2 separate regions of the Homo sapiens genome follow, and region 2 is linked to region 1. A link is a loop called in an ENCODE intact Hi-C map of the cell type or tissue named here. Cell type or tissue: PC-9. All regions are shown on one strand. Each heading gives the region's core, and the rest is flanking DNA. Links, peaks and the distances in the headings are about the cores only. Region 1 has its middle 36 kb from the start of LINC02649. Region 2 has its middle 37 kb from the start of PFKFB3.

Region 1 (5,376 bases), core at 144-5,143:
TCGTGGCTCACGCCTGTAATCCCAGCACTTTGGGAGGCCAAGGCAGGCAGATCACCTTATGTCAGGAGTTTGAGACCAGCCTGGCCAATGTGGTGAAACCCCATCTCTACTAAAACTACAAAAATTAGCCAGGCATGGTGGTGCACACCTATAATCCCAGCTACTCAGGAGGCTGAGGCAGGAAAATTGTTTGAATCCAGGAGGCAGGGGATGAAGTGAGCCGAGATTGCACCACTCCACTCCAGCCTGGCCAACAGAGTAAGACTCCATCTCCGAAAGAAAGAAAGAAAGAAAAGATAACATCCATAGTGAAAGACAGTTCTGTAGCCAGAAATGGTCTTCTCACAGAACACAACATCTGTGAAATCAACAGACAGAAGGTCACTGGACTGAAGGACTCTCAAATTGCAGACATACTGTCAACATCTGGGACTCGAGTTACTATTACAATCATGTCTTCTTTTATCTTTGAACAGATTAAGTGGATGACACCAAGCATGATGAAAAGCCTAATAGACCACACCATTCCTGAGGGTTTAAAATTCATCACACGACGGAAATGTAGCTGAACGTCTCCGTTTCCTTCTTTGGCAACTTCTGTATTCTGCACGTGAGGCTTTCTGGGGCCAGCAATTGAGCATACGCTGCATGAGGATCTTTCCATCTCACATTATGGCTGGGAATCTTACTGTTTCATCTGATAACCTGTTCAGATTTCAAGAGAGCTGTAGCCTTATCCTGGTTTTATAGAGGTGAAACTTTCAAGAGATTTACTGACTTTCCTGGAATAGTTGCTTTTCCGGAAACCTGATACTTTCATAAGCCATTGTGATTAGAATGACTGATACAGGCTTAGCTTTGTGTGAGAACCAGTCACCTTTCTCCTAGGCCATGAGAAGTGCTGTTCATGTTACTTTAGTTCTATGGGATGTTTGCATTTTTAACACATTCTACCACAGTACACTTAGAATGATTGCCCTTGATAGTTTTTTTTTTTTTTAATTCTGTGTATGTGTGTATAAAATGCCAATTAAGAACACTGGTTTCGGGCCAGGCACGGTGGCTCACGCCTGTAATCCCAGCACTTTGGAAGGTTGAAGTGGGCAGATCACGAGGTCAGGAGATCGAGACCATCCTGGCTAGTAGAGATGGTGAAACCCTGTCTCTACTAAAAATACAAAAAAATTAGCTGGGTGTGGTGGTGGGCGCCTGTAGTCCCAGCTACTCGGGAGGCTGAGGCAGGAGAATGGCATGAACCCAGGAGGCGGAGCTTGCAGTGAGCCGAGATTGCGCCACTGCACTCCAGCCTGGGCGACAGAGTGAGACTCTGTCTCAAAAAAAAAAAAAAAAAAAAAAAAGAAAAAAAAAAAGTACACTGGTTTCGGCTGGGTGCTGTGGCTCACACTTGTAATCCCAGCACTTTGGGATGCTGAGGTGGGAGGATCACTTGAGATCAGGAGTTCGAGACCAGCCTGGCCAACATGGTGAAAACCTGTCTCTACTAAAAATATAAAACTTAGCCAGGCATGGTGGCACATGCCTGTAATCCCAGCTACTCGGGAGGCTGAGGCAGCAGAATTGCTTGAACTCGGGAGGTGGAGGTTGCAGTGAGCCAAGATCAAACCACTGTATGCCAGCCTAAGCAACAGAGTGAGACTTTGTCTCAAAAAAAAAAAAAAAAAAAAAAAAAACCACTGGTTTCCTTCCACGTAAGCATTAAACAGTGTATGTAGGTTGTAAGAGATGGTGATGATTGTTCTGAAATCTTAACTACCTTCACTTAATGTGCTTGAACTGTCGCCTTAACTGTGTTAAGCATCCAGACTAAAAGCTGAAATAGAATTACTGCTGCCTTTCTAAAACGCAAAATGTGGTTCTCTATTAATCTGAAATGTACACTAGCCCAGAGCAGTTTAATGATACTTAACGAGCTATAGCATAGCATAGCTGCTTAGTTGTATTTGAGATTTTCTAGTCAATGCATAATGGAAACTTCTTTCTTCTGAAAGTTGCCAGTAGCACTATAGATTGAATGTAAAAATTGTTCTAGTAAACAGGACACTTTTTTTTTTTTTTTTTTTGAGACAGAGTCTCACTTATTCCACTGCCCAGGCTGGAGTGCAGCGGCACAATCTCTGCTCAATGCAACCTCTGCCTCTTGGGCTTGAGCAATTCTCCTGCCTCAGCCTCTTGAGTAGCTGGGACTGCAGACATGCACCACCATGCCCAGCTAATCTTTTTATTTTTTGTGGAGACAGGGTTTCACCATGTTGACCAGGCTGACCTCAAGTGATCCGCCCACCTTGGCCTCCCAAAGTGCTGGGATTATAGGCATGAGCCACCACGCCCAGCCTGAACAAGATAAACTTTTGACTCCTCTTTTTTTTCATTTGTGGATTAAGTGGTATAATACTTAACTTTGGCATTTGACTCTGAAGATTATGTAACCTAGCCACTTCAGATGGTTTTAGAATATTTTTCTAGTAATTTGTTGCACTTCCTGATTCCTCCTTGCAAACTAAATGACAGGACACTTTATCCTGATTATTTTCTTGTTTTTGATTTATGCCTATTCTATTTTAATTAAATATGTACACATAAAGTTAAAAACAAAAATAAAAAATGAAACTCATGTATGCAACAAACATGTAATGGGAATACCACACAGAAAAAAAGAGAAAGAGACAGAAAAAAATATTTGAAGTAATAATGGATGAAAATTTTCCAAAATTAATGACAGATACCAAACCACAAAACCAGGAAGCTCAGAGGAGGATAAATACACCAAGCATGATAAATACCAAAGAAATGTACATCTAGAAAATCAAAGACAGGCCAGGCGTGGTGGCTTATGCCTGTAATCCCAACACTCTGGGAGGCCAAGGCAGGCAGATCACCTGAGGTCAGGAGTTCGAAACCAGTCTAGCCAACATGGTGAAACCCCGTCTCTACTAACAATACAAAAAAAAAGTTAGCTGGGCATGGTGGTGGGTGCCTGTAATCCCAGCTACTCAGGAGGCTGAGGCACAAGAATCATTTGTACCCAGGAGGTGGAGGTTGTAGTGAGCTGAGATCGCACCACTGCACTCCAGCCTGGGCAATAGAGCAAGACTCTGTCTCAAAAAAAAAAAAAAAAATCAAAGACAAAAAGAAAATCTTGAAAGAAGCCAGAAGATTATCTCAATAGATGCAGAAAAGGCCTTTGACAAAATTCAACAACGCTTCATGCTAAAAACTCTCAATAAATTAGGTATTGATGGGACATATCTCAAAATAATAAGAGCTATCTATGACAAACCCACAGCCAATATCATACTGAATGGGCAAAAACTGGAAGCATTCTCTTTGAAAACTGGCACAAGACAGGGATGCCCTCTCTCACCACTCCTATTCAACATAGTGTTGGAAGTTCTGGCCAGGGCAATCAGGCAGGAGAAGGAAATAAAGGGTATTCAATTAGGAGAAGAGGAAGTCAAATTGTCCCTGTTTGCAGATGACATGATTGTATATCTAGAAACCCCCACTGTCTCAGCCCAAAATCTCCTTAAGCTGATAAGCAACTTCAGCAAAGTCTCAGGATACAAAATCAATGTACAAAAATCACAAGCATTCTTATACACCAATAGCAGACAAACAGAGAGCCAAATCATGAGTGAACTCCCATTCACGATTGCTTCAAAGAGAATAAAATACCTAGGAATCCAACTTACAAGGGACGTGAAGGACCTCTTCAAGGAGAACTACAAACCACTGCTCAATGAAATAAAAGAGGATACAAACAAATGGAAGAACATTCCATGCTCATGGGTAGGAAGAATCAATATCATGAAAATGGCCATACTGCCCAAGGTAATTTATAGATTCAATGCCATCCCCATCAAGCTACCAATGACTTTCTTCACAGAATTGGAAAAAACTACTTCAAAGTTCATATGGAACCAAAAAGAGCCCGCATCGCCAAGTCAATCCTAAGCCAAAAGAACAAAGCTGGAGGCATCACGCTACCTGACTTCAAACTATACTACAAGGCTACAGTAACCAAAACAGCATGGTACTGGTACCAAAACAGAGATATAGATCAATGGAACAGAACAGAGCCCTCAGAAATAATGCCACTTATCTACAACTATCTGATCTTTGACAAACCTGAGAAAAACAAGCAATGGGGAAAGGATTCCCTATTTAATAAATGGTGCTGGGAAAACTAGCTAGCCATATGTAGAAAGCTGAAACTGGATCCCTTCCTTACACCTTACACAAAAATTAATTCAAGATGGATTAAAGACTTAAATGTTAGACCTAAAACCATAAAAACCCTAGAAGAAAACCTAGGCATTACCATTCAGGACATAGGCATGGGCAAGGACTTCATGTCTAAAACACCATAAGCAATGGCAACAAAAGCCAAAATTGACAAATGAGATCTAATTAAACTAAAGAGCTTCTGCACAGCAAAAGAAACTACCATGAGAGTGAACAGGCAACCTACAAAATGGGAGAAAATTTTCGCAACCTACTCATCTGACAAAAGGCTAATATCCAGAATCTACGATGAACTCAAACAAATTTACGAGAAAAAAACAAACAACCCCATCAAAAAGTGGGTGAAGGACATGAACAGACACTTCTCAAAAGAAGACATTTATGCAGCCAAAAAACACATGAAAAAATGCTCACCATCACTGGCCATCAGAGAAATGCAAATCAAAACCACAGTGAGATACCATCTCACACCAGTTAGAATGGTGATCATTAAAAAGTCAGGAAAAAACAGGTGCTGGAGAGGATGTGGAGAAATAGGAACACTTTTACACTGTTGGTGGGACTGTAAGCTAGTTCAACCATTGTGGAAGACAGTGTGGCGATTCTGCAAGGATCTAGAACTAGAAATACCATTTGACCCAGCCATCCCATTACTGGGTATATACCCAAAGGACTATAAATCATGCTGCTATAAAGACACATGCACACGTATGTTTATTGTGGCACTATTCACAATAGCAAAGACTTGGAACCAACCCAAATGTCCAACAATGATAGACTGGATTAAGAAAATGTGGCACATATACACCATGGAATACTATGCAGCCATAAAAAAGGATGAGTCCATGTCCTTTGTAGGGACATGGATGAAATTGGAAATCATCATTCTCAGCAAACTATTGCAAGGACAAAAAACCAAACACCGCGTGTTCTCACTCATAGATGGGAATTGAACAATGAGAACACATGGACACAGGAAGGGGAACATCACACTCTGGGGACTGTTGTGGGGTGGGGGGAGGGGGGAGGGATAGCATTAGGAGATATAACTAATGCTAAATGACGAGTTAATGGATGCAGCACACCAGCATGGCACATATATACATGTGTAAC
Region 2 (5,376 bases), core at 212-5,211, 51 kb after region 1:
ATGACTGAATAAGTAAATAAATGGGGAGACGGAACAGATTTTCCTTATGAAAGAATTACAAATAAGTGTAAAAGGAATAAGGAAAATTGAAACTCACGAATAAGGGCCTGGCAAGGTAGCATAAGCCTATAATCCCTGCACTTTGAGAGGCTGAGGCGGGAAGAATCACTTGAGGCCAGTTAAAGACCAGCCTGGGCAAAATAGTGACACCCAACTCCACAAAAAATTTAAAAATTAAGCAGGACATGGTGGTTCACACCTGTAATCCCAGCTACTCGGGGGGCTGAGGTGGGAGGACTGCTTGAGCCCAGGTGTTAGAGGCTGCAGTCAGCTATAATTGTGCAACTGCACTCCAGCCTGGGTGACAGAGTAAGATCCCCATCTCTTAAAAAAAAAAAAAGAAAAGAAAGCAAAAAAAAATTAAAAAAAAGAAAACCACCATTAGAACACCACAATACAAATAATATCTGCTGCAAGGAAAATACACTAATGGATGCTAAAATTAGAAAGTGAAACATTAAGGAGAAACAGGATATTTACATACCCTCAAAGTATCTCCTTCACTGGTAGTTTTTGTATGTTGAGATGGGGTCTCACTATGTTGCTCAGGCTGGTATCGGACTCCTGGGCTTAAGCGATCCTCCCACCTTGGCCTCCCAAAGCACTGAGATTACAGGCATGAGCCATGCGACCTGGCCTGGTGATGGTTTTAACACATGGCCACAGATTCTTTGATACTGCTCCCTTCCGGAGGTGGAGCTCATTGCCCTCCCCTTGAAAGGGAGCTGGACTAAGTGACTCCTTCCTAAAAAATTGAAAGTTGAAGGGGAAAAATACCAGCCTGGTAAGAGTGGTTAGACACCACCTTCACCAAAGATCAAAGTTAACATCCCCAGAAGGAAGTCCTGTGTGGCCGTGTCCCCTCAGAGAGGATGTCATGAGAAGGGCGCTTCACCTCGGTGGGATTCTTCCCAAAATCCCTAACCAGACTCAGTCCCATCATGAGAAAACATGAGACAAACCCAAACTAAAGAACATTCTATGGCCAGGCGCGGTGGCTCACAGCTGTAATCCCAGCACTTTGGGAGGCCAAGGTGGGTGGATCACGAGGTCAGGAGTTCGAGACCAGCCTGGCCAACATGGAGAAACCCCGTCTCTACTAAAAATACAAAAAAATTAACCAGGCATGGTGGTGTGCACCTGTAATCCCAGCTACTTGGGAGGCTGAGGCAGGAGAATCACTTGAACCTGGGAGATGGAGGTTGCAGTGAGCTGAGATCATGCCATTGCACTCCAGCATGGGCAACAGAGTGAGAATCTGTCTCAAAAAAAAAAAAGAACATTCTACAACATACCTGACTAGTACTCTGCAAAAGCATCAAGGTAATAAAAATAAAAAGGAAAGAGTGAGAAATTGTCACAGATTGAAGGAGTCTAAGGAGATAAGGTGACACCCTGGACTCTGGATGCTGAAACAGAAAAACGGCATTAGTGGAAAAACTGGTGAGACCTGAATGAAGTCTGTAGTTTTGTTACTAGTACTGTACTAATCATGTTAACTCATAGTTTTGACAAGGGTACCATGTTGTTGTAAGATGTTTATATTACGGGCAGCTGGGTGAAACATAGACAGGAACTCTCTGTACTGTCTTTGCAACTCTTCTGTAAATCTAAAATTATTTCAGGCCAGGCGCGGCGGCTCACGTCTGTAATCCCAGCACATTGTGAGGCTGAGGCGGGCGGATCACCTGAGGTTGGAGTTCGAGATCAGCCTGGCCAACACAGTGAAACCCCATCTCTACTAAAAATGCGAAAATTATCTGGGCGTGGAGGCGGGCACCTGTAATCCCACCTACTAGGGAGGCTGAGACACAAGAATCGCTTGAACCCAGGAGGCGGAGTTTCCAGTGAGCCGAGATAGTGCCACCGCAGTCCAGCCTGGGGGACAAAGCGAGACTCCATCTCAAAAATACATACCTACTTACATAAAATAAATTATTTCAAAATAAAAAGTTTTCCAAAAACCATCTAGTCTAAGCCCTTTCTTGTACATGTAAGAAATCTAGGAATGCTAACTTGCAAACGTCCTGCATCCTAGCACTGAGCATGAGATAAATAGGAGCTTGGCCTATTGTTTGCAAAGCAGTAAAAGACTATTGTGAATGTAAGCAAACTTCTCAGTCTGTTTTAGAAAAGGGTGAATGTGGAAGTTGGGGATCCGAAAACATTCCCTTAAAATTATCTATGCAAATGTACCCCTCAGAAATTCTTCATTGTCAGGCACGGTGGCTCATGCCTATAATCCCACCACTTTGGGAGGCCCAGTGGGGCAGATCGCTTGAGTCCAGGAGTTCGAGATCAGCCTGGCCAACATGGTGAAACCCCATCTCTACTAAAAATACAAACATTAGCCAGGCGTGGTGGCGCACACCTGAAGTCTCAGCTACTCGGGAGGCTGAGGTGGGAGAATGGCTTGAGCCCGGGAGTTCAAGGCTGCAGTGAATCGACATCATGCCACTGCACTCCAGCCTGGGCAACAGAGCAAGACCCTCTCTCAAAAAAAAATATTAGAAAGTCTTCATGTTCTCCAGGAATAGGAAATCCCCAAAGATGCTGTCTGGAAGAGGTAGGGAGGGAAAAACACATAGCCTTACAGAATGGACATCTGGTCCCCAACGTTATGTGAGCATCTTGAGTTATGACCCACTCCAGAAAATCTGTTGTTCGTCTGGACACTGACAAACCTCTCCACAGCCCCAGGGACAGGAAACCCTGCTTGCTAATTAATATGCGACTCAACTCCCTTTCCTGTGATCTGCTGACTCATGCAGGAGCATCCTGGCAGTCTGTGGAGCCCTTAGGCTGTGATGTGACTCATCTGCGAGTCTAACAGACCTGGTTTATCTCAGTTATGGCTGAGCAAAATCAAGCAGCGTCCTTAAGCTCTCCTGACTACAGTTCCATATCTGAAAGGTGGGGATAATAGCATCTACCTTGCATTTGAAACGCCGGGCATGCATGCTCAGATGAATAACTACCACAGCGGTGCTCTCTCTGTGCCAGGAACTGTCAGGCGTGTTTCATTCATATTTCATCTTCCCCAGTGGGGCAATTCTCAACCCCTAAAGTCAGAAATACCATCCGACCCAGCAATCCCATTACTGGCTATATACCCAAAGGAATACAAGTTGTTCCGCCATGAAGACACATGCACGCGTATGTTCATTGCAGCACTACTCACAATAGCAAAGACATGGAATCAACCCAAATGCCCATCAATGATAGACTGGATAAAGAAAATGTGGTACATACACACCATGGAATACTATACAGCCATGAAAAGGAATGAGATCCTATCCTTTGCAGGGACATAGAAGGAGCTGGAGGCCATTATCCTCAGCAAACTAATGCAGGAACAGAAAACCAGATACCACATGTTCTTACATTTAAGTGGGAGCTAAATAATGAGAACACATGGACACATAGAGGGGAACACCACACACTGGGGCCTATCAGAGGGTGGTGGGTGGGAGGAGGGAGAGGATCAGGAAAAATAACTAATGGGTACTAGCTTACTGCCTGGGTGATGAGATAATCTGTACAACCAACCCCCATGACACAAGTTTACCTATTTAACAAGTCTATACATCCTGCACATGTACCTCTGAACTTAAAATAAAAGTTAAAAAAAAAAAAAGATTTAGTTCTCCCAATAAGTCTGAGAACTATGGCATTCCTTCACATCTTTTTTTTTTTTTTTTTTTTTTTTTGAGATGGCACCTCAGCCAGGCTCAGTGGCTCACACCTGTAATCCCGGCACTTTGGGAGGCCAAGGCAGGTAGATCACCCGAGTTCAGGAGTTCAAGACCAGCCTGACAAACATGGCAAAATGCTGTCTCTACTAAAAATATAAAACTTAGCCGGGCTTAGTGGCATGCACCTGTAATCCCAGCTACTCAGGAGGCTGAGGCAGGAGGATCACTTGAACCTGGGAGGTGGAGGTTGCAGCGAGCTGAGATTGTACCACTGCACTCCAGCCTGGGCAACAGAGCCAAACTCTGTCTCAAAAAAATAATAAATAAATAAATAAAAATTTCTCCAAAGACATTTCTCAGGGACTGCGCCAGGGGTCCTCTTTAGTCCCAAGGGCTGAAGTGTCATATTTTGAGGCGATTCGGGTGTCTTTATGGGGGTTTTCTTTTCACCTGGTCTTAGGAGTATGTCAGAAACTGTAGGTTGAAACCAGCGCCTTCACAAATTGTCTAGACCATCAATGAATTGACTGGAAAGACCGGCTCACACACCGAGAACAACTGAATCCAAACCCACTTATGTTGTCTTGCAAAATATGAGCTTAAAATGAAGTTTATAAAACAGTCTTTAGCTGGGCGTGGTGGCACACGTCTGTAATCCCAGCACTTTGGGAGGTTAAGGCAGGCAGTTCACTTGAGCTCAGGAGTTCAAGACCAGCCTGGGCAACATGGCGAAACCTCATCTCGACAAAAAATACAAAAATTAGTTGGGCGTGGTGGCACATGCCTGTAGTCCCAGCTACTCGGGAGGCAGAGGTGGGAGGATGACTTGAGCCCTGGAGACGGAGGTTGCAGTGAGCTGTCACACCTCTGCACTCCAGCCTGGGAGACAGAGCAAAACCCTGTCTCAAAAAACAAACTTTAGAACTCACAAGTATTGTGAAATTCAGATTTTGAAAACTCACAGAAGGCTTTGAATTTTTGTTAATACAATATTTTTAATTCAAAAAAAGTTACTTTCAACGACATCTTTGCTCACATTTCCTTTCTTCTATAAAGCCTTCCTAAGCCTCCTTCTGCAAGCTGAATGAACGCCTCACTCTTCACCAGCACATCATCTGGGTCTTCTCCCCAGCACTGGTTATCCATTTAGTGACAGAGCCCACTGCGGGCCAGGTCCGTATGGACGATGACGGGGCACAGGGAGCTGCCCTGCTCTCCGGGATCTTAGGCCCAGGTTCAGGAGACAGAGGGCAAGGCATTCAACACACACTGCGAAAGGTGTGCAGGGACTCGGGAGACGGGAGGCCTTTTTGGCATAGGCTTTGATAACTGAATGGGGATGGGGAGGAAGTGTCGGGGAGAACCCCGGATAGCTGGGGAGACCTCCCAGGGGAGGGAGCGGCACTCTCGAAGGCCCTGCGGTGGGTGCACGTTGGCAAGTTCGAAGACCTGCAGGAGGCCAGTGTGGCCGGAGCTAAGGGAGTGAGAAGTGGAAGGAACCGAGCCCAGGCAGCGAATGGAAACGACTGGTGTGTACAACGTCCACCCCTCTCCGGCCCCAGCCCTCCTCTCCCCGACAGCATCCACCCGGTTACTGAATCTTCCGTATTTAGTCAGTGAC

What was found. Hi-C counts contacts between places; a loop is a spot of excess contacts. Peaks named below come from ENCODE experiments on the same cell type or tissue, not always from the same donor. Only the 100,000 strongest peaks of a DNase experiment are listed, where the experiment ranks them.
Region 2: a loop joins it to region 1, with 8 times the contacts of the local background. A loop is called at or near these places in 2 of 110 quality-filtered maps.

What each region holds. Positions count from the first base shown.
Region 1 is chr10:6,288,261-6,293,636 of GRCh38, reverse strand. It overlaps a transcript of PFKFB3 not described here and the pseudogene SDCBPP1. Among named protein-coding and RNA genes, the nearest start is that of LINC02649, 36 kb to the left of the region's middle. In PC-9, for the core only: no CTCF peak of the experiment used is centred there; DNase peaks (open chromatin) are centred at 826, 2,316 and 2,786; H3K27ac peaks cover 2,051 bases.
Region 2 is chr10:6,236,872-6,242,247 of GRCh38, reverse strand. It overlaps a transcript of PFKFB3 not described here. Among named protein-coding and RNA genes, the nearest start is that of PFKFB3, 37 kb to the right of the region's middle. In PC-9, for the core only: no CTCF peak of the experiment used is centred there; a DNase peak (open chromatin) is centred at 2,847; H3K27ac peaks cover 1,440 bases.